3 separate regions of the Homo sapiens genome follow, and regions 1 and 3 are each linked to region 2. The links are chromatin loops, found by intact Hi-C in ENCODE. Cell type or tissue: mammary epithelial cell. All regions are shown on one strand. Links, peaks and the distances in the headings refer to the core of each region. The heading gives the core; the rest is flanking DNA.

The links. Hi-C counts contacts between places; a loop is a spot of excess contacts. Peaks named below come from ENCODE experiments on the same cell type or tissue, not always from the same donor. Only the 100,000 strongest peaks of a DNase experiment are listed, where the experiment ranks them.
Region 1: a loop joins it to region 2, with 11 times the contacts of the local background. A loop is called at or near these places in 23 of 110 quality-filtered maps.
Region 3: it touches region 2 in a loop (6-fold over the local background); 8 of 110 quality-filtered maps call a loop at or near these places.

What each region holds. Positions count from the first base shown.
Region 1 is chr11:128,286,247-128,293,952 of GRCh38, reverse strand. It overlaps LOC124902786 (a long non-coding RNA gene), which reads right to left and starts at 3,664. Exons shown (of 2, transcript XR_007062945.1): 1 at 3,629-3,664; 2 at 1-841. RefSeq lists an enhancer at 3,290-3,709. In mammary epithelial cell, for the core only: a CTCF peak has its summit at 3,756; no DNase peak of the experiment used is centred there.
Region 2 is chr11:128,027,764-128,035,469 of GRCh38, reverse strand. No RefSeq gene overlaps it. Among named protein-coding and RNA genes, the nearest start is that of LINC02725, 64 kb to the left of the region's middle. In mammary epithelial cell, for the core only: a CTCF peak has its summit at 3,741 (motif pointing left); a DNase peak (open chromatin) is centred at 3,729.
Region 3 is chr11:128,450,154-128,457,859 of GRCh38, reverse strand. It overlaps LOC124902789 (a long non-coding RNA gene), which reads right to left. Exons shown (of 2, transcript XR_007062948.1): 2 at 3,730-6,140. Among named protein-coding and RNA genes, the nearest start is that of MIR6090, 68 kb to the left of the region's middle. RefSeq lists an enhancer at 5,559-5,738. In mammary epithelial cell, for the core only: no CTCF peak of the experiment used is centred there; a DNase peak (open chromatin) is centred at 4,229; H3K27ac peaks cover 2,055 bases.

The DNA.
Region 1 (7,706 bases), core at 1,815-5,814, 260 kb before region 2:
CCCCCTCTACAGAGTCCTCCTGTCACCAAGCAAACCTGCTCTCAATCCACCACACCCTCGTCCTTTGTTTGTGAATTATTTATTTTTTCTCTCAGGGGTTGGGGAGGTAATGAGGCCGGATAAGGAGAGGAATAGAAAACTGAAGTCTCAATAACTTTCTCATGGGTTTCTCATTCCACAGGCAGCCTGGACAAAATTGGAACAGTGCATTTTCTTTGGTTTCTGCCCTTGTCTTTTGGGGGAGGTCCTGGGGGCCTGTGAAATATTTTCAACAGGGAAGAAGGGGTCCCAGAAATCACACCGCATGGTAAACCCCTTCTTGCAGCATTCCATCAGTGGCTTCTTTTCTGGTCTACCTGAAATGAGAAATCCTTGTGACCTTACAGGATCGGAAACAGGAGAATTGTCCGATGGGCAATGAATGAGGGTTTAGGAGAGAAGCTGTGGTCTCTGCCATTTTTCCCATCAGATCTGCACATCACTTCTCATCCATCCAAGGGCCCAAAAAACCAAAGAGTGGAGATTCTAGAATTGCCTGGCATCCATTCAGTGGTGATTTCCAGGGGAAGTTCTTAAGAACCTTTTTCTCCGTCTTGCACTCTGGGAGGGTCAATTTCCTTGAAGAGAGGCGTCATGAACGAGAACAGTCAGCAGTCCCTTGGTGGTCTTGAATGAGGCCCCCCCCTTCCAGAAATCCTCCAGCACCTCCATTGCTGACAGGCTTTCTTTTCTGATGCAAACATTGATCCATGCCTGGGGCCCCAGAAGTCCTCCAGGAGCCAGCTCTTCTTTTGCCGCACAGTATTGCCCTTTGAGATTGAAGTCTTGATGGAGAAGCCATCTAACTCCATGTTGTATTTGAAGGATTAAAAAATAAATCAGAACAGGTGGTCCTAAATTCGCTTAGATACATTTAGCATTATATTCACATAGGGAGGCTGTCATGGTTGCCTGACCACTTGTTATTAGTAGCTGGGCATACCCAGGCTTCACCAGCAAAATGAGGGCTCTTCATACATAATCAGTTTGCCATCACCCATTTCCTGCACTAAATTATCAGAATTCAAAATGAATAAGAATTTTCTGTGTCTTCTAGTTACTATGTGGAGACTTGAAGCACAGAATGATAGATTTTATGTCCTTGATTGGCAAAACATGCAGATGAGGAGGTGGCTGACAGCTAAATGTGATTTTTTTCATGATTTCTTCTTCAAAATACACCCCCTCTGTATTATATATAAACTCACACCCACCTTAACATTTAATTCCCACCCTGCTCATGAGAGTTCCTAGATGTGTTTCCCACCTATGTGTACTTGACCTTTATAAAATATTGCCCCGAATCATACCTTGCACTGTTCCATTTTATTGTTCATTAGTGTATGCACATGCCTTATTTTCCTTAAACAAATATGTAGCCCTCGAGGGCTGAGGCTTTAGGAATGTTCTCATCCTACACTGGCATGATTCTCAGTAGGTTCGGACATTTGTGCCTCTTTTCAGCACATGGACAAGCGCGGTGGCCCCATGTCTATGTGCTGGGAAGAGTATCATGATGACCTGGAATTCAGTGTTAGTTCAGAGCTATTATCAGGGATTTTCTGAAAGACAGCCAAAGAAAAGAGGCTGAAATTACTTGCAAGTAATTTAGATATTATTTGCCTAATTTTTGCATGAAACCTACATGACCATGGTGTCATATTTAATCATTTTCTGTTCTCTCTCTGCCTATCTCTCCTTCTCTCTTTTTTCTTTCCCCCGTCTTCCATTTTTGCAAAAGTAGAGACACAAGTTACCGGAAGACTCAATTGTCAGAGTTCAAAGTCTTTGCTAAACATTTGACATTTGACAGCGTGTCCCCCCGCCTTCCTCCGCACTCTCATCTCGCTTGCATGGGCACAAGCCTCAGAGAGATAACCATATCAGGCAGAATAAATGAAGCCTGTTTCCTTCTAAATTTGCTTCCTCCTACACAGTATGGCTATGCACTCTGAGGTTGGCATGCACTTTACCCCAGAGCTCTCTCTGTTGACTTTTAGGTGGGGTAGTAGGCTAGACATAGTTAAAGAAAAAACAAAAAACGAACAACAATAAAACCCCATGTACATTCACCAGACAGAAATCATGGACATTTTGAACCAGAAAAGCCATCACAGAAAGTCTTGTCTAACATTCTTATTTTATAGACAAAGAAACTGAGGCCTGGAGAAGTGCAATGAATTGTCTGAAATCAGAGTTTGCTGTGAATAGAGCAAGCATGAGAACTCAGAATTCTCTTAATACCAAGTTTGCTATTTTTCTCTGCCTTAACACAAAGGCTCAGAAACTACATGTTTCAGCAGTAACACTGCAATTCCAGATAGGGGACTTCTCCAATATCCAGGGAGGCTGGATCAGCAGTAACACTGCAGTTCCAGATAGGGGACTTCTCCAATATCCAGGGAGGCTGGATCAGCAGTAACACTGCAATTCCAGATAGGAGACTTCTCCAGTATCCAGGGAGGCTGGATTCTCCCACACATTTATCAGGAAACACATAAAAGCCTTATCCTCTAGCAACTTGCCTTGGGGGAGGTCTGGAAGAGCTGCTTCCGACCTGACTTGGGGTCTGAGTGAGAGGAAAGCAGCGGGGTATGGCATATTTTGCGCATCAGCTTCTCCCGTTCCCTGAGTGGCATTATCCAGGATTTGCAGGGGGCAGCCCAGCCCTTCTTCTCTTAGAAGCCCCAGCTTGCCGAGGGCCAGTCGGGACTAACTTCTTGCTCATCAGAAGGCAGCACCATGACAGAGAGGAAAGGAAGCTGGAGCTGCTGGAGGCAGGGCTGGGCTCCCGAGCAGGAAGGGCATGCAGTTCCCTGCTTCATGCAGTGTGGGGCTATCCAAAATTATTGTCTAAAATACCCTTTAGAGGAATAGAAATGCCACTGCTGACGTTCTTTACTTTAGGTCTTTAGGGGATTTTAGAATGGAATCTAAAGAAAAATGGAAATGACTCCCCCAGTGGTAATGGTCTCCATGTGATTAGAAGCATGGATAAGGATGAAACTTGGAAAGGGAAAATGATGAGAACCCCCCAAAATCTTCACCTCCTCCATCCTCTTCTTTCTGGCATGTGCTTGTGGATGGACAGACAGATAGCACCCCTCCAACCCACACAAACCTGTGGTGCTGTCTGGAAGACCAGAAGGGGTTGCCTGGGCCTCCTTCATCGGCCACCATCTGGCTTAAGCAAATCTCTCACTCGGAGCCAACACCCTGCCCCTCCCTGTGCCACTTGCGTAGGTGCCCAACAGCTTCAAGATAGGAGCCTCCTTCCTCCCCTGTTGCTCCTCACTTCTGGGGCTCAGCAAGGATGTTCATAGCTCCTAGCCGACCTTCTGCTTCTCCAGGGATGGGTGTGTCTGGCCTGCCACGGTTCCCGTGGACACCGGCAGCCCCCCTTGCAAACTCTGTTCCTGCTCTTCGAGTGCATTCTTGGCCCACACAACCAGCCTCTAAGGTGCCCCCGCTGCAGGAGAGCCTCCCATTCACTGGCTCGCCACTCCGCCTGTGTGCTTCCCAGCCGACCAGGGCGAGTTTTCAGAAAACTATTTTTAGAAAGAGTAACCTCAGAATAAACACCACTCACCAGATGCTGGTGTTTTTCTGGGGCAACCAAGCTGAGGATCATTTGTTTAAAGAGAAAGGTGAAACAGACAACGTTGCTCTTTTGGCCTGGGATGGTTTGCAGACTGCTGGGTTTTACTCCCTCTAGCGGCATGATTTTAGAAGACATGACACTGCCTTGACCCAGACTAATAACCATATTCTATAATGGCCGGGATATTTGAGATAACTCAATTTTACTTGACATTTAGGCTTCTAGTTTGATGCCAAGTAAGGACAGATTTAATCCTAAGTTTACAGGTACAAACATGTGTTAAGACTAATAGGACAAACTCTCTGCATCATTGTCTTATCCCTGCAAGGGTTGATGAATAAAATTCTATTTTGAAAAAGAGATGTTATAGTAAAACTGCTGGATATCTTTGATTATATAAAACTTATTCCCTACAGAAGACCTACATGTAATTTTGTACTATGTATCACTTTCCTAAATAAGTGGATGGGATAAGGAAGAACAAATTAGAAGAGGGACTTGTGAGTCTAATGTTGGCAAGAAAACAGAACAAAACAACATAAAGCCTTCTGATTGTAAGACTTGAGAGACCAGAAACACCTAAGAGGCATCAAAGTGTGTCTCTCTTTGAAAGTTGTAATCATATTTCTAATCATTATATTTCTTAGTGAATTTGGTACAATCACAAAATGACAACAGAACAAAATGCAATGACTTTTTGTAGACCTTCCTTCTCAATTCCAGGATTCTACAATCCAGCCCCATTTCTCTGATTGGAAGAAAACTGTAAATGAAAAGATTGTCACTGGCCTGAAGACGTTAGTCCTCTGATTAGCAGAGCTTATCAGTGTGGAAAATAGTCAATGGACAATGATCTAGTCATATCATAAATGACTGGATTTCTCCTACAACCTGGGTGTTACTGAGCTGCAGACTAAAACCAAAACGACTGTGGGTGACCAGAGGGAAAACGCTTGAAGTCATCAATCAGTTAAATCATGCTCATATCTCAGCTCATTTTGAGTCAGGCTTTGCACATGACAGAACTGCATTCATTCAACAGAAAGCATTCCATTCACAAAGAGTTCAGCTAAACCGACACTTGATTCATTATGAGTTCTTTTGCGGAAGGAGCGGTTGGTTTTCCAGAGTAACAGCCTCGTCTCTGACAGCCCTTTTCTCTGTATTCACGTTCACCATTTTTGTATGTTTCTGCCCACAGCTTATCCAACTTTCAGCAACCACTGATGGGGAGACTAGAATGCTGGTTTCCCTGTGGCACATGAGTAGTACATGATACTTTTTGTCCTCTAAAGTGGATTGTCACCAAGAACATGTCGGTGCTAATTTCCCCGAAGCATTGGTCTGTTTTCCTTTGCTGCAGTAGAAAGGAAGACCTATATACTATGTTACCCTGAGGGCAAAATTATTCCTGGTTTAAAACCACTGACTTAAGGAGAGGTACTGGGAATGAGAGAGATTTTATTCTTTCTTTTTTTCTGTTTATATTTTCAACAATTATAGCACACCTAAACTGTGGCGTAGGCCTTGGGGATCAATAGCGAACAATGATAAATTCCTATCGTCAAGTAACTTGTATTCTGGTATATGTGTACAACAGGGACGGATGGTACACAGCAACAAATACATGAGTATTCCTGATAGTGATAATGTTATGAAGACACTAACACAAGGTAGTGAGCAAGGGAGTAACTATGTCAGCATGAACAAAGTGCAGGGACCATGGAGAGCTCTCAGTGCCAGCTCTTGCATTTAGCTGAATCTCGGATCATAGCAGGCAAGAGATAGCCACTGGTGGTGGTGGCCCCGGTGCTGGTGGCAGTGGATGTTGTGAAAGACAGTAATATGACCAAAGTTATGGTTTTATAAGTTTCTTTTGATAGTGATCTGTTTGCAGGATATTGGAAAAGAGCAAAGCCATGGAAACCAAGAAATTGGTTAAGAGGTTGTGTAATTATCAAGAAAAATGGCAATAAAAGCCTGAGCTGGGTGATGGCAGTGGGAATGGAAAGAAAGGATTAATGAGAGAAACTGCGAATAGAAATTTACAGCAGAGTTCACCTGAGTTTTAGATTTAACTGATTATTTTAAAAAATAACCCTGTGTAATTTTGTCCCATGAGGACATTAAAACAAATGAACACTACCATCAATTCTGCTTTATGAAAATGAGACGGTGTTAACACATGAAAAGGCAGACAAGACATAATCTCGCTACAAAGGGCAGTCCTCTAGGTTAATAAGTTTTTAGTTTTGTGCTTAACCCACTGGACTGTCTTATTTTTGTCATTGCATTACAGACCAGTAACCATTATATACAAGTCTGATATTATTCTAAGATTGGCATTTTACAGCCTGTATGTTCCAGGCTTACCTGAAAACATGATGGATCAGGAGGCTGAAAGAAAAAAAAAAGTGATGTAAATGATGACTCCCAAGTTTTGTACTTACTTGAACAAGAATTTGAGAGAATCATTAACAATGACAAAAAAATAGGAAAAATGAGAGGTAGCTTTGAAATAAGGACTGTAAGTCTGGAGTGAAGCCTGATAAATTTAAGATATCTGAGGAACATTCCTAATAAAATAATGAAGAGTTGTAAGCATAGTATTGAGATTAAGGATGAGAGTCCGAGTGACACATATAGATTTTGGAATTGTTCTAATGAAAGTAATTGAAGCCATCAGGGTGAGCACAATATCAAGGGGAGAAAAAGGAAGGAAAGTGGACTCAAACCAGAACATTAGAGAAAATTATCAGGCAAGACTTAGCCAGAACTCCAAGGTTAGAGGAACCCAAAATAGTCAAGGGCTTTTGTAAAACAAAACAGCCAGGTGTCAATGAATGAATTGATAGTAAGACAATTGAGGCCAGAACCATAAATATCCTCTTTCTGGATAACCGTGAGAGGAAGGTCTGAAGATAGTTCATTTGTTAGTAACAAGAGCTGACAAAGCGTAACGAAGAAGGTCCTTAGATAACATGTGCTTATTATGGATCAAATCAGCACCATGCTATGAATTTCTTGAGCTACTCTTGGATGCTGGGGAGTGGGAAAAGAGAAAACAGGAGGCAGAAGCTAGCACTAGAAGTAAGAAGAACAGCCAAGCACATGAGGATTCCAGCGTTTGAAAGAGAGAAGCACTGACAAGGCCACCTCAGGACCAGAAGTGGGCAGGAAAATGGGAAATCAGGGATTCACTGAGGGACAACAGATCACAATGAAGGGTGAGAAATTGCTGTGGCCTTATTGTGATCAGAAGGCAGGAGGCCTGATATTAAGGTGAATTCCAAAAGCATGAATGCATGTGAGTTTTGCTTACCAACTCTGCGCCTCACTATTATGATCCTAATAGTCAATATGACATGCGAGCTCCTTGTCCTCATGGAGCTGTGATCTATAGCAATGGCAGGAGGCAGAAAGAAACAGACAATATGAAAAAAATAAGTAAAGAAAATATCAGGTGGTGATGATGATATAAACAGAGTGATGTGACTGAAGGTGGCTGGGGTTACCATACACTAATTGGGAAAGGAAGGTCTCAAAGAACAGCTAAGTCAACACCTGAATGACTAGATAGAGGCAACCATGTGATAAGAGATCACAAGAAATGCTCTAGCATTGGGGGATAAAAGGAAAAGAGGCATCAAGGATAACTTCTAAACTTTTGGCTCAAACAACTGCAGGTCCTGTTTACAGAGATGAGAAAGACTACAGAGGAGCAGATTTGAAGTGGGTGAGGGTGAGGATTGGCATTATAGAAAATCAGGAATTCTCTTTTGCCACATGAAGATGTCAAATGCTGGTCCTGGAAATGGTTCTAGGCACAAAGAGAGCATAGATGAAGGCCAAAGGGTTTTAAGGTCAGAGTATTAAGAGTAAAGAACCTTAGCTTGCAATATGAATCATAAATGTCATTCTTGTTCAATGTCTTGAGGTTGTTACAGATGCGGGCAGGATGCCAGTTGAGAAGAAAAATCCAAAACTAAAACAATAAACTTGAATTGAAATTGCAAGGAACAAGGGTTGAATGTCCTGATGACATCCTAAAGGCTAGTGGATAATG
Region 2 (7,706 bases), core at 1,610-5,609:
GGAGAAAGATGTAGGCTGGGAGGCTAAGCCAGTCTAATTTTTTCACATTCTTCTGCCTGCTTTATACTAGCTGTGCTGGCAGCTGATTAGATGGTGCCCACCAAGATTGACAGTGGGTCTGCCTCTCCCAGTGCACTGACTCAAATGCTCATCTCCTGTGGCAGCACCCTCACAGACACACCTAGAAACAGTACTTTGCACCCTTCAATCCAATCAAGTTGACATTCAATATTCACCATCACAAGTGGTCAACCATGCTGTCTAAACCCTGTGTATGTATGTGTGCCTGCTCCCGTGTGCATACAGAAGTGTGTGTGTAGGAATGCACATGGCGTGTATGTGTGTAGACACTTCTGTAGCACTGTCCCTGCATGTGCAGGTGCATATGCAATTATTCCCAACACTGTCCATTGAGAGGGCCGAGAAGGAGAGACAGCCTAGGAGCAATGAGGGTGCTTAGTGTTCAAATCTGTCTCTGTATGAAAAGGAAACAAGAATCCTCGGGGTGATGGCAGAGAAAGTAGGAACAAGATGTGCCAGGAATATCGTGTTGTGCCGGAAGTTAAGGAAGTGCTTAAAAACATAATGGGGGCATGTCGCAGAGACACAAGAGCCAGCCCAGAAGGAATCCCATTGGCCAAATCTGAGACATTTTGAGCATCATAATTATTAAATTCAGTAGTTAACGATAAACCTTTGAAAACCTAGGAATGTCTAAGTCCATACAGCTAATAAATAGATAAATAAAGGGTAGCAGGAGGACTCTTGATTGCAGTAGAATGCTGGGTGCTGCCTAGTAAATATGGAGGGAAAGCTGAGGACAGAAAACCATTATGTGCAAACTTTATGATAAAGACTGGGTCAGAAATGAACAGACAATGGGTGCTAGATTTGGGGGATGTTTTAAAGAAGAGCAAGACATCCTCGTGATTTTAAATATCTCCTTACAGATTGCTTATTGTTGCAAGAGGGGAAAAAAGCAGTGATTCCACAGTGGTGAAATCAAGCACCTCAGGCAGGTGATCAAAATTAATATCATCAGTGAGGGACAGTTGATCTAATATGTCTCCAGGTACTTTGAAAAGTACTCAATATCGTCTATGAGGTATGTGGGGTGAAAATGCACAATCTGAACATGTTTACAAGAAAGTGTCAGATAAACTCAAAATGGGGAACATTATACTTTTTTAAACAAGGTGAGCAGTATTATTCAAATCCTTTTAAAAAGTATTATTCAAGTTGTTATTCAATGGCATTAAAAAACAAAGAACGATGTAGAGGTGTTCTAGAAAAAATAAGGATAAAAGGATATAAATAGCAAATAAATAACTGAGCCTAGCCCAGATTCTCTTCTAGAAAAGAAAAAGGGTTATTCAGGACATCAGTGAGCCACGTGTCAGACTTGGAATGTGGATGGCAGACTAAAGTTACTGCATCAATGTTAAATTTACCAATGTTGATAAATATACTGTTACTGCTAAATGAATATTACTATTCATAGGAAATGCACGCATAAGTATTTAAAAGTAAAGATTCAGGATGTATATAATTTGCTCTCAAATGTTTAATGCAAAAACCTATGGAAAGTGTTTAGTCATATAGAGCAGATGACAGCAAAATGGGTCAACTCTAACAAGACAGGAGTCTGAGCAAAAGGTATATAAGTCTTTCTGCACTATTTTATTTATTTATTTATTTATTTATTTGAGACACAGTCTTACTCTGTCGCCTAGGCTTGAGTGCAGTGGTGTGATCTCGGCTCACTGCAACCTCCGCCTCCTGGGTTAAAGTGATTCTCCTGCCTCAGCCTCCTGAGTAGCTGGAATTACAGGCATGCTCCACCTCGCCTGGCTAATTTTCGTATTTTTAGTAGAGACAGGGTTTTGCCATGTTGGCCAGGCTAGCCCCGCCCTGACCTCAGGTGATCTGCCTGCCTTGGCGTCCCAAAGTGCTGGGATTACAGCTGCACTAATCTTATTCTTCAATTTTCAGTAAGCTTGAAATCATTTCCAAATATGTTTACTTATTTTTATTTTTTTTATTATTTTTTTGAGACAGAGCCTATCTCTGTTGCCCAGGCTGGAGGGCAATGGCGTGATCTCAGCTCACTGCAACCTCCGCCTCCTGGGTTCAAGTGATTCTCTTGCCTCAGCCTCTCGAGTAGCTGGGATTACAGGTATGAGCCACCACACCTGGCTAATTTTTGTATTTTCAGTAGAGATGGGGTTTCACCATGTTGGCCAGGCTGGTCTCGAACTCCTGGCCCCAAGAGATCCAACCACCTTGGCCTCCCAAAGTGCTGGGATTACAGGTGTGAGCCACCACGCCTGGCTAATATTTGTATTTTCAGTAGAGATGGGGTTTCACCATGTTGGCCAGGCTGGTCTCGAACTCCTGGCCCCAAGAGATCCAACCACCTTGGCCTCCCGAAGTGCTGGGATTACAGGTGTGAGCCACCATGCCTGGCCTGTTTAATGTATTTTAAATGCACCACAACATATTAGGTAAAGATTATATGAGCCCCATATTAAGTCCTGGAATTTCTGCAGACCCCTGGAAAAGTCCATCTGCTCTACTGCCTGCCTCTACTATTAACTCTCCCTCGTTGATGCGTATGGCCGTCACCTCTCTGTGCCCCATGCAGTGTGGGATGAAAAGCACTAGCGATGCTGGTGGGTGTGCAAGACACCTCTGTTTAAGTTTCAGAGATAGGAAGAGTGTGATATAATAGTACAATAAACAACTGAAAATTAATTATAAGATACCCTTGTTCTTCAATTTTCCCAGCCATCTGAGTGAATGGGGATGGTTCTCTCTCTCGGTCTGTCCTTAGGTGCTGGCCTCTCACCTTGGGGCCCTAGACCTCTCATCTTCCAGCACTTTCCAGCTCATGATCCTCCTCCACACTTTCTCTAGGCCATAATCACACTGAGCCATCCAGTGTCTCTTCCTCACCCATGCGCAACACCCAGGTCCCTAGAAGAGAAGCCTCATCAGTGTTCTCTTAACAAAAGGACCCAAAGAAGAGAAAGGTGAGCAGAAATTACCAACATCCTGTCTGCTTTACCCCCAAAACTGCGCAAAGTTCTTTACAGACATGATTTTATTTAAATGTCACAAGTCTCCAAGACATAGATATTAATACTGTTATGATTCCCATTTTCCAGGTAATGAAACTGCCACGTATCAGTAACTGGCTAAGGTTTTATGCCTAAGCTCCTAATTTTCCCTAATTAAGCCTCAAATATAAGTTTCTACTGAGATGGCTGACTTTCACCTCCAGAGAAGACAAACACAAGAGTGTGAGATGTCTGCAAAGAGAAATAAGCATAACATAGATGCGGCATACCTATTTTATTTTATTTTTATTTACTTATTTTAGAGACGGAGTCTTGCTCTGTTGCCCAGGCTGGAGTGCAGTGGTGCGATCTCAGCTCACTGCAACCTCCACCTCTCGGGTTCAAGCGATTCTCCTGCCTCAGCCTCCCAAATAGCTGGAACTACAGGCGCATGCTGCCATGCCCAGCTAATTTTTGTATTTTTAGGAGAGACGGCGTTTCACTATGTTGGCCAGGCTTGTCTTGAACTCCTGACCTCGAAATCTGCCCGCCTCGGCCTCTCAAAGTGCTGGGAATACAGGCGTGAGCCACCACGTCCGTCCTCCTATTTTATAAAGTACTTAGTTGCTATACTTTGATTAGCACCCCTGGGAAATCCCAACATAGAACTTTGCTGCCATCTAGTGCCCCTTCTGCACCATGATCCTCATTAAGATGTCTGCAATTCAGTTCTGCCTGTGTAAAATCAATACCTGAAATTATCATAGAGGGGTATAGTGTATATTTCACTTGTATGTCACATCTTGGGGCAGAGGTTTTTCAAGCCCAAACCACACTGAAATTTCTCCTGGAAATTAACCTGAAGTGCCAAGTGACTGTCACCAATCACGCTTTCATATTGGATCAATGTTTTTGTTAAAATGCTTAGCCCTACAGGACAGTTTACAACGTTTGTTTACATACTCTAAATATTTAATCTGCATAAAATACCTGTGGATTAAATATAAGTATCTCCACTTTATAAATGAAAAAGAATGTGGCTCAAAGACTTTAACTTTCTCAAGTCCCCACGGTTAGTTAACAATAGGTCTGAAACTTCAATTCATTTCTTTTTAATTAAAGCCCAGACTCCTTCCCTTCCCTTCTTTCCTGCCCCGACACCACCTTTCTTTCTCCTCCCTCCCTTTCTCCCGTGCTGGATGCTTCCTGCCCTCAAACACTGAACTCATTCCTTCCTTCCTTCTCCTCCTCCTCCTCCTTCTTCTCCTCCCCCTCCCTCCCTCCCTCCTTCCCTCCCTCCTTCCCTTCCTGCCTGCCTGCCTGCCTGCCTGCCTGCCTGCCTTCCTGCCTGCCTTCCTTCCTTCCTTCCTTCCTTCCTTCCTTCCTCTCTCTCTCTCTCTTCCTTTCCTCCTCTTCTCCTCCCTCTCCTGATTCCCTTTTTTGCTCTTTCTCTTCCTGACTCTCCCCAGGTATTTATTGTGCTCTGAGGCTGACTTCATTGAGTGGCTCAAGTCACACGCAGTTCCTCTGCCCTCTTCAGGCATGTGGCATAGTCTGGCCAGTGAGATGTAAGCAGATGCCTGCTGTGGGGTTCTAAGAAAGCCTTTAATATCCGGATATTAGGAGCTGCCCTTTTCTCTTGCCCTCTTTCTCCTGGAGTAAGGGCATGTGGCTCAAAGCATAAAATGGGGAAAACAAAACAGAGAGACTTGAAAGACTTGGGTGCTGATGTAGTTGAGCCTGTGAACATCCACCCATTCACCTGGGAGTGCACATTATAGAAGAAAGGCGTTTTTTTCCATTTGCTTAAGCCACTGTAGTCAGGGTCTTTGAAACATTCATTGGGAGCATTCCTAACTGAAACCGAGCCGACAAGTCATAGCACTGGGCGAGGACCAAGTCAGCACCTGGTGAAGCTCGCAGCTCCACCACTGTGTCCTGCAGAGGGCCCAGGTTGTAAGAGGCTGTCCCAATTCGGAAGGACAACCTTTCCCCAACCTTTTCCTTCTATAACTGCTTTAAATAGTTTTATATCAAGAATATTTCTCTCAAGAATATCAACTAGATTTGAAAGAGAATAAAAATTCAAGAGATAGAAACCATTAGAGGAAAAGAAACCACATTTTGCCTTAAATAAGAGTTGACAATAACCTGCATGGTCAAAGTGTGTTAGTTTTGTGAATCATTTTCTGGAACCCCCAGGCCACAGATATTCTACTCAGGCCAGAAAATTATAGCTTGACCCTGGCCCCATTTCTTCCTTGGTACCCCTTTGTATTCATTCTTTCTTCTTTATCCACTCCCTGATGCTCAGAACAGATACAAATAGCTGTGTGTAGCAAACCCATTGCACGTTTTCATCCCAGCTTCCCTGGAAGCTTTCATGCTGAAATAAAAACCAGGAGGAATGCATTGCAAAGAAGGCTCTGAGCAAATCACCCCTCTCCTCAGGCCATCTCCCTTTCTGTTGGGCCCATCATGTCTCCGCCAGCTCAGTGACCTTGAACTGCTGCTGCCACCCTCCTCAGGCGAGGTGCAGCCTCTCTATAGAAGGCCCCTGAGGTTCCCTTAAGCAGCTCAGGGTCTCCTTCCAGGACTTGCCTCCTCCCCTTTGTTCCAAGACCTGTTTGGAGATTTCCATCCTGCACCTTGTACTTCTAATTTTTTTACTTCTCTTTCCAGGCCCCGTGGATAGCATTGTTAATGGGACAGCTCAGTTGCTTCCATCCTTCCCCCAGATGCCCTTTCACTCTCCCTTGGCTTCATGCCACTTGGCTTTGGGCTCCTTCTTTGTGGCCACGTGGTCTTGTGTAACTCCAGACCCAGATCCAGCCAGGAGTTCAGGTACTTAACATGTGGGTGGGTGACTTTTTACAGATTAGTTTGCCTGCATTAAAATGGCATGTCAGTCCTCCTAAATTAACTTTCTATAATTCTTCTAAACATCAGGATGCTGCCACAGGGACAAACCAGGAGTGTCCCCCTGTGGCCCCCCCCCTAGAGAAATCTCCTGTCCCATTCCCTTTATCAACATGGCAGGATCATGTGTCCATTGGTCAGTGATAAAAGTTACAAAATAATGAGTCAATAGTCCCAGCTGTCAACAGATTTGGTTCAGGGGCTGCCAGATGGGCAAATAGAGTGGTAATTCCTACAGTGGCTTTTGGGTACAGGGTTAAGTCCTTCTTGGAGAGCTAAAGTCAAGGAACTTTTGGCTGACAGGAAAAAAATGTAAAAGAACTATGTAAGGGAGCAGATGGCAAGGACTTCTTCCCAACTACTGGGAGGTTCTATACTTTTCCAAGGGCCAAGTCTAACAAGCATTGATAAACTGCATCATTTTCTTCTTTGCCCCTGATATCTACACAGCTGAGCCTCTTTAACCACATCTTTCTTTCTCAGAAATTTCCAGGGAAGACCCAGTAGAGATGAGGGTGATGGAACATTTGCCACATTTCTTTGGCTTCTGCGGCTAAAGAGCGGATCCTGGTCTAGATGGGATGACAGCTTGGAATACCAATTGCTATCTTTATCTGTTCTAAGGATATAGATTAAACCTGTGTAGCTTACAGAAAGAAATTTTATTTTAAGGTGGCTACCTGAATACCTATGTCAGAGCAGCCATCTTGCCAATAGCCACCTGGGTAGGGGATAGGACTGGATTTGCCCAGATCTTACTGGTGATCATAGGATTTTGGAACTAGAAGGATCATCAAGCTCTATGGATTTTCAAACTGTGCTCCATAGAATACTATTGGGCCACAGAGTTCACTCAGGAGTTGCAGAATCAGGGGGCAGTTGAGGGGCCAGTGATCAGCCAACTTCAACCAGGCGCTCTACTTTTATTTACTGTATCTTTTGAAATGGAGCAAAGTGGATAAGATCCCAGAGTTTTAAGACAGATAACTGGGATGGATTGTATTATTCAGCATCTATATGCTTCAATTTGTAAAATGGGGATAACAATAATCATTACTAAATTTCTTATAGCAATGACCATGTGCTTGGCATCATTTTAAGTGCTTTATATTTATTTAATATTAATAAATCAATTATTTACATTTATCATGACAAGTACTGTTTTATAGAAGAAATACTGTTTACAAGAGCATTAAATTCTAGAGTCAGTTCATGAATAAGGGAAGTATATATACATTTAAAATGATCCCGATATAGTTTGGATGTTTGTCTCCTCCAAATCTCATGTTGAAATGTGATCCCCAGATTTGGAAGTGGAGCCTGATGACACTTTTCTTTAGTGTCTGGGTCCTGGGGCGGATCCCTCATGATGGCTTCCTGCTGTCCTTGCAGCAATGTGAGTTCTCACTCTGTTGGTTCATGTGAGATCTGGTTGTTTAAAAGAGTCTGGGGCCTCCCTCCTTCCTCTTTCTTCCTCTTTCCTGCTTCAGCTCTCACTGTGTCATGTGCCTGCTCCTCCTTTGCCTTCTGCCTTGACTGGAAGCTTCCTGAGAACTCCCCGGAAGCTGAGCAGATACTGATGCCACGCTTATGCAGCCTGCAGAACCATGAGCCAAATAAACCTCTTTTATTTATAAATTACCCAGTGTAAGGTATTCCTTTATAGCAATGCAAAACAGGCAAACGCAGCCCTGAAAATGCCAAGTTCTCAGAAAAGGTTATTACTTT
Region 3 (7,706 bases), core at 1,815-5,814, 420 kb before region 2:
CTTATATTTTGTTTTTAGTTTTCAGCTGCAAACCTGGGAAAAGCCACAACTCCTGAGCCAACCTGAGGCCACATTTGAACTCTTCTCCCGAATAAACAGCACACAGAGAATAGGTTTCTGCTTCAGTCAAGGATTCAACCAGAGAGCTTTTCTTCAGTGCCAAGTTGCAGTTATCCCTCCAAGTACCCGACTCAGTGCTCACCAGGGTCAAAGATACAAGACGTACTTGAATAATTCAGCTTAGGCTTACGCTTCTCCCACTAGGAGCCAGAGTTCAGATGAGGAGCCCTCAGGCAACCGGGCTTTGGTGATTCCTCTTAACAATACTGCTGAGACCACAGTTGAAGCTGCAGTGATGGGGGTCTGTAGAGGAGACAGTATCTTCAAAAGCAGTTGCAGAATTTGGGAGGATCGGGTAAGGTGAGGATAGAAGGAGACACAAGGGAAAGAGGAGGTGATGGTCACACTCTGTAGATTTGAACAGCTTTCAGAAGGTGATGGGATAAGAAAATTAACCAAGTCTACTCTGACTCGACTGCTATAACTTTGGAGCAAGCTGCAGCACCCAAGACAAAAAGAAAAGAAAAACAAATGGATCGGCAGAGGTGTATGAATGAAATGTAACTATTTAAACCTAAAAAGGAAAAGGATTGTGATTTGTGCTTTGGGTACAATGAGGCAAACAATGTGAACTAGAGGTCACACTCAGGCTGGTTCCATGCCATAGAGATGTGCACTTTTGCCTTCACAGTGTAGGAACCCCTTGCCCCACGCAACCCAAAAGAAGAATGTACCGTAGTAGGTTAATGGGATGTCTTTGGATTCTAGCATATTCCTTCATAGCAACCACCATGGGCACTGAACTGAAGCTGCCTCCTTTAGGTGCATATCAGTCCCCTATTTTAACTCTCATAGGTCAGGCCCACACATTGACATTCCTGCCTTGTCCCTGTAGAATTTAATTTTGTGACCCCTGTGTAGATATCTATCCACATTCCATGTTTACTTGGCATGAAGCTCATTTTATTCTAGAGCCTACGGTGGAAGAGAGTACAAGAGGTCATCAGGTTCATCAGAGAACCATCTGACTTCTAAGCCCTGTTCTTTCCATGATGCCGTATTGCTGGCATAGAACGCTGAAAAGTCTCTTTTGATGATGCTGGCTGATGGCTCACCAGCTCTGGGAGCCACAGGCCTGGTTACTAAGGGGTACGTTTCACACATCAAATATGGGACAAGGACAAAGTCTTCTTTCAGTACGTGAGCCTTTTCACTTCCATACTGCTGTTTGGCCTCTGCTTTTCCCCAGGGGCTGCTCTGGAAGATGGTTTGCGACTCAGTTCTAGTTGTACAAAGTCCCTTCTCTGGCTTGTATACAGGGATCCTTGACCATCCTCATGGCTGGATTAAGGACCTGGCCCTTGCATTTATGGGCATATTGGCTCGGCATGCTGCTGGCATCTCACTACTCTGTGAGATCCCTCCATGCCGTGAGAATCCTCACCTAAATAATAGAAGAGAAAAGCATTCCCCTGGCACTTTTTGCAGTGAGGCAGAGATTCAAGGAGTCTGATAAAGGCAGTTGTTGATCAATTGGTGAAAATGCCACAAGGTTTGAACTTGAGGAAAAAAAATTTGATAAGAATTTAGAACCCCAAATGAGGGGGTAAAGTGGCTCTGGCCTCTCTGTCCCTTGGTCAGTGCTATTTCCTGATTTACTCAATGTTCCAGTCCCTTTCCCTGTTTCCACTTTCCTGGCAAATGCTTCTGCCCTGGGAAAGCCAGTTGCATCAGATTGCCTGGTGTATCTCAATGTCCTGACATCCAAAGTAATGATGGCGATGATCATCTGCCCACAGCAACCTAGGGAATCAACAAAGGCCAGGCTTGTGGCAGGCTGCAAAATCCCCAAAGCCCGTTTGAGTTTACAGTCCTATCTCTAATCTCTCTGCCCTGCCACTCAGACTCTCGTGCTCTCTGGACGACAGCATTTCTACAGAGCTTTGATGTCAGGTCAGCCCTGGTCATTCCATGTGATACAATTTAGCGGCACAAGGATGTTTTCAGCAGCCTCTTGTGGGAATTAGTGAGGGTCAAGATAGAGTCACTACCTTCTCTCTCTCCACTCCACATGGTCAGCCTGAGCCACTGGCCCTGGGCAGTAACAGGCTCTTTTTAACCTTTTTATAGGCAAACCTGTAATTTAAGCTGTGACTCTCCTTGTACCTTGTCAAAGGCTGTCCCCCAAATGTACCTAGAAATAGCACATGTACAGGTATACTCAAAGAAGTGGCAACTGTCTTTGCAAACCTGAAAAGCTAATGATGAGTACTGGGTTTGGTCTGGGATTGCCTCTGTGAAACAAGGATATTCCTAACTTTAGAAGAAGAGATGGGACTGGGAGCTTCCAGATGGTTTTGGAACTGTGTTGTGTTCATCAGAAATAGTCATTGTTCTTACAGATCTCAGGGGAAGGCAAGTTCAAAACTCCAAGTGTGATTGAACTGGGGGACTCCCTCTGCCAATCTACTTCTCAGGTAGACCAACTTTGTTCCATTTGTTCTGCCTTCCATGGGAATAAGGAAGTTTGCAAATACAGTGCAGCCAGTGCACCTGTAATGTGAGAGGCTTATCCATATTTGAGGCAAGGTAAGAATGACGGTGAAAACAATGACTAGTGTGACCAGTGTTTAGGGGTAACAGATATTTCATTCAAATATCTGTTTTCTCCATGGCCACGTTTTCATCATGATAGCACAGAGCTGTGCACGAGAGCCCAAGCGGATTTATTTGCTTCACTGGCTAATCATGGAACACGGGTGGGCTGAGGTGAGTGTATGAACTCAGCAGGGTATGGATGGAAGGCGGTGCTAACTCTGGGCACAGATTTCCCATTTAGAGCAGGAAGGGACCAGGTGTGCCATGTGCATGATGGTGGCATGTGTTAGCTGCTCTAGGAACCCATGAGTGTGGCCTCTGTGAAATCTCAGATCAGAGCCCTGATCATAAATTCCAAATAGCCTTCTCTCTGCAACTACAAGTAACAGCCCCAAACCTGAAGCCCAGTCAAGAAAGACAATTAAAATAAGAGTGAGCACACATTCTGGTGTACCTGGAATAGTCTCAGAGTCCATCCCTTGTCCTGGCATAATTACTCAGAGCAGTTCCTGTTGGTCGTACGATACTTTATACAGTCTCCTCATTAAACCCAGTAATGGCCTAGAGGATGATGAGAAGAAGAGCAAATGCCAGAATTCTAAAATTCTACATTTTAGAGTCAAAAGAGACCTTAAAGATTATCTGGTGCAACCTCTTCAATTAGGCATTCATGAATTCAAGGTTTAGAGAGGCCAGAGGACTTGCCCAATGTCACCTCATTAATGACAGAACTGGTACTAGAATGCAGATCTCTCTCTTCCCAGATACCCTTAGCCCTGTCTCTAGTCCCACACTGTACTAAATTTCATCCGATTTCTAGGGAATGCATCCTGATTTAAAGCCGATTTCAGTTGATTCAGTATTGATCATGATAATCATTTCTATTAGTTCTGATGGACACAAGAATCTGCTAAATAATGGTGCTTAGGCTGGGAACAGGAGACTAAGAAAGTTGGATCACTGGGTGGTGGAAGGCCTTATCTCTCTCAGTTTTTAGAAACTGAAAATGCAGAGTCACTGACATCTCACTTTACAGAACTATAGGATGTTATATCTAGAAGGTGCCCTACATAGTGACGCCACCAAGCAAATTTATTCAGATAACAAACATCCCTTGAGCACCTGCCGTGTGGTTGGCATTGGGTTCAGTACAAGGGAAACCATAAGGAAGAAGGTAAACACACTTTTTTTTCCTTCCGTCTACTTCCAGTAAATTACAATTTATAGACAAATAAAGGGGAACACCATCCAGTGAAGTAACAATATGATTTGACACATAGGAGGAACCTAACCTGAAGGAATGTGTGGCCTGCAGGTGAGTAGCAGTTAGTTAAGTGGGGAGGGAAAGAGGTTCCAGTGGTGGGGAATGCATGTCCAGAGGCTGAGAGGTGAGAAAGTGTGTACACTGATGGAGAAACTGGAAGTAGTTTTATGGATCTAGAGCACAGAGTGCAAAAGAGTGTGGGTGTGAGGAGAGGACAGCAAGAATGTGTGGAGATGATCCAGGGCCCTGTGGGCTGTGTGAAGAGTGACGTGGAGTCCTGAGGCTCTTCCAGCAGGCTAAGTCACATGATCCGACCTGTGCTTAGGAAAATCATTCTGACTGTGGAGCAGAACATGAATCAGAGCCAGACAAGGGTGGAGGCAGGGAGACCAGTTGGAAAACTGTTTCATGCTCAGAAGAGTTGCATGCAAGAGAAGCAGCTATGGCACATCAGAGAGGTGTTGAGAACACAGAATCACTAGCCCTGGGTGTCTGGTCGGTGTGGATGGGTGGTGGGCACTGTGCTAGGATGTAGACCTTGGGTGGCATGAAAAGGCAACAATCAAAGTCCCTGTCCTTGGTCTCAGTATCATCAGAGTGTAGATTTTAGATCCAGAGAGAACCTTAGAGGTGAATTCCAGTGTCCTCATTGTATAGACATGGGGTTTCAGGTTAAGGGAGTTTCAGTGATTTCCATGAGATCACATTACTAACCGGTGACAGAGACAGAATTAGAATTTAGGTGTAGTAACTCTAAAGCCAATCCTATGCATTTAATGAGGGTTGGCAGCTTGTTCTTCCAAACACAAGAAAAAAAACAGCCCCTTCCTTTCTTCCTTCCAGCCCTTCCTCCCTCCTTCTCTCTCTCTCTCTTCATTCCTTCCTCTGTTCATTTGTTTGTTCCTTTCTTCCTTCTCCTCTTTCCTCTGGGGACAAGAGCTCTTGGCTTAGAGGAATGGACAGACCTCCCTGCATGACAGCCATAGGCCCTCTCTTCTAATCGCGATCTGTCTCTCCTAGGAGCCCTGGGCATCTGCCTCCACTGCGGCTGTAATTGGAAAGAAAGAAGGTGTTCATTTCTCTATTTCTCTGCTCCAGCTGCTGATCCTCAGTTTCCCCCTAGAGCTGTGTGAGCCCCCTTTGCCAAGTGACCTCTTCACATTACTTCTGGAATCCTGTTTTGGACAGAACAGGTGCCTGTCTGACTAGTACTGTCATACCTTCCAGCCCCAGCTCAGCATTTCTTGCCACTTCTGTACCTTGGTCTCACACTCCTTCTCCTGGGCCGATGGCCACCTGCTTTTTAAATAAATCTTTTGTATTATTCTAGTCCTTGGTGATTCTCCTGTCTCTCATTCATTCCCTTTACTCTCCATCTTGAGTTTCCTCTCTTTGTGTTGCACATCTTGTATTCCTAGAGAGGAAATCTAATAAGCTGAAGAGAAAAGGCAGTCACCTTTAAGACTGTAAAGTAGGTTTTAAATCCTACGTTTTAAATTTTAAACCAGGTGGTAAATCCTGGCCCTGCCATTGTTGAGCATTGTGAACTTGGGTTAAGTTATTTGACTTCTCTGTGCCTGGCTTTTTTCATCTGTGAAATGGGGATAAAAGTACCAACCTTGCAGGACTGACATGGTGATTGCCAATTCATCTGTGTTGGTGCTTGACATTTAGTAAGTGCTATGTAAATGGACTCTATTAGTAAATCTGAAACTGCAGTTCAAGAAAGTCTTTTTCTCCGTTTTTGAGAACTATTTTTTCACTGGACTCCTGGAACAAGAAAAAGACCTCAGCCTTCAGGGTGAGGACTCTGGAGGGCCTGTCTGAAGAGAGAGGAGTGTCTGTTCCCCGCCTTCCCAGCCCTGGACGGGCTCTGGTGCCAAGGCCTCCCTGCCTGCTGCGGCCCTGCTTGCTATTGCAGCTGCAGGTGGGCAGAGCGGCTGGCTTTGGGCGTGGAAAGGCGAAGGCCGTTCCGGCCAGCTCCAGGACTCAGCATTTTCCACTACTCCTCGCTCTGTTTGTTTTGCTCTTCGGGCTGCCCCCGCTGAGCGGGGACTTCTGAATGATGTCCAACAGCAACGCCGGGTCTGCCCGAAGTCCTCGCCCACTCTGGAGCTCCCAGCGCCTCGCGTCTCCTCCCGTTGGCAGGCGGAGGGAAGGGGGCCCGGCCGGCCCATGCAGAGAGCTCTTGCACAAAGTACCATTGTATGGGGCTGGTCTGTGGGAGACAAATGAAAGGGATTTCAAAATCAACAGCAAGTTATTTTTATCCGTGAAAAGGCTGAAATGCCTTTCTTTTCCATCTTGGAAAACAAACCTTAAGGGATCATTGTGCCGCAGAGTGTTTTCATTTACTCTGGTATTTGAGCATTTAGGAGAGAGGCTTCTGAAAGACCTGGACTCAGAAATAAAGAAATCCAGAAAACTGGGCTGCCGCCGCCGACGCACCCCTCCCCTAGGCAGGAGTCCACCGGGGATGGCCCAGAACGCCGCGCTCATGTGGCCCCATGCTTTCGTGCCTTTCTCTTGCCCTCCAGAGTGGGCACCTCCTTCCATCCACCCCACCCACCGGCTCTCCTGTTCACTGGCCCGCTTTTCTCATCCAAACTCTTAGCCTTCTGCATCTGAGTGGGGTCCAATTCAGGAATATGTGACCCCTTCCTGTAAGGCAGGAGTCTCCAAGGCGGGGACTGCCCGCTCCAGGAATTGCGCAGAATAGAACACGAGATAAGGGAAGAAACCATTAGAGCTTCTATTCATAGGTACTTTCAATCTAAAAATGGGAACTACTTTTCTATGTACTAATATTGAATGTATATATGGACCCCGGTACCCTCAGACTCCCACGAGTCATTTGCATCCGTGCGAAGCACTGTGAGGAAAGTGAAATTCTGCAAGGTGGGTGGGGGAGGTCCTACTGGTGCCCTGATTTCTCTTTTAGCATATTATGGTGTTTTATATATATATATATATATATACTTCAAGTTCTGTGATACATGTGCAGAACGTGCAGGTTTGTTACATAGGTATACAGGTGCCATGGTGGTTTGCTGCACCCATCAGCCCATCATCTACATTAGATGTTTCTCCTAATGCTAGCCCTCCCCTAGCCCACCACCCCCTGGTAGGCCCCGGTGTGTAACGTTCCCCTCCTGTGTCCATGTGTTCTCATTGTTCAACTCCCACCTATGAGTGAGAACATGTGGTGTTTGGTTTTCTGTTCTTGTGTTAGTTTGCTGAGAATGATGGTTTCCAGCTTCATCCATGTCCCTGCAAAGGACATGAACTCATCCCTTTATATGGGTGCATAGTATTCCATGGTCTTGCATAAACACAGTGAGTCGATTTACAAACCATATTATCCCATTTTAACCGAATCACTTTTAAAAAATGGAAAAGTGTCTTAAAAATTCTTCTGTAAGGAAACTGGAGATTGTTGACAGCAGGAGCAACTCATGCCCAAGAAGGTAAGAAGAATGCCATATCATTTCTTCTACTCCTGGAACAAATTATTTGCCAGCCATGTATTGAAGCTAAAACAAAAGCAATTTAATTAGATTTCACAAGATCTGGCCAAAAAGTTTTCCAAGTCATGAAGACTACATTAAACATGGATATATATTTATTGTCATTAATGATGATTAGTGCTCTGGGGTATTATATTACCAGGCAATGCTAACAGATATTAGCTAGTGCGTGGAGTTTATAAATAAATAAATATGTCTGTATTGAAGGTGGTTCTTAAAAATGTTTACTGATGGGAGTATAGGGTCAGAAAAGTTTT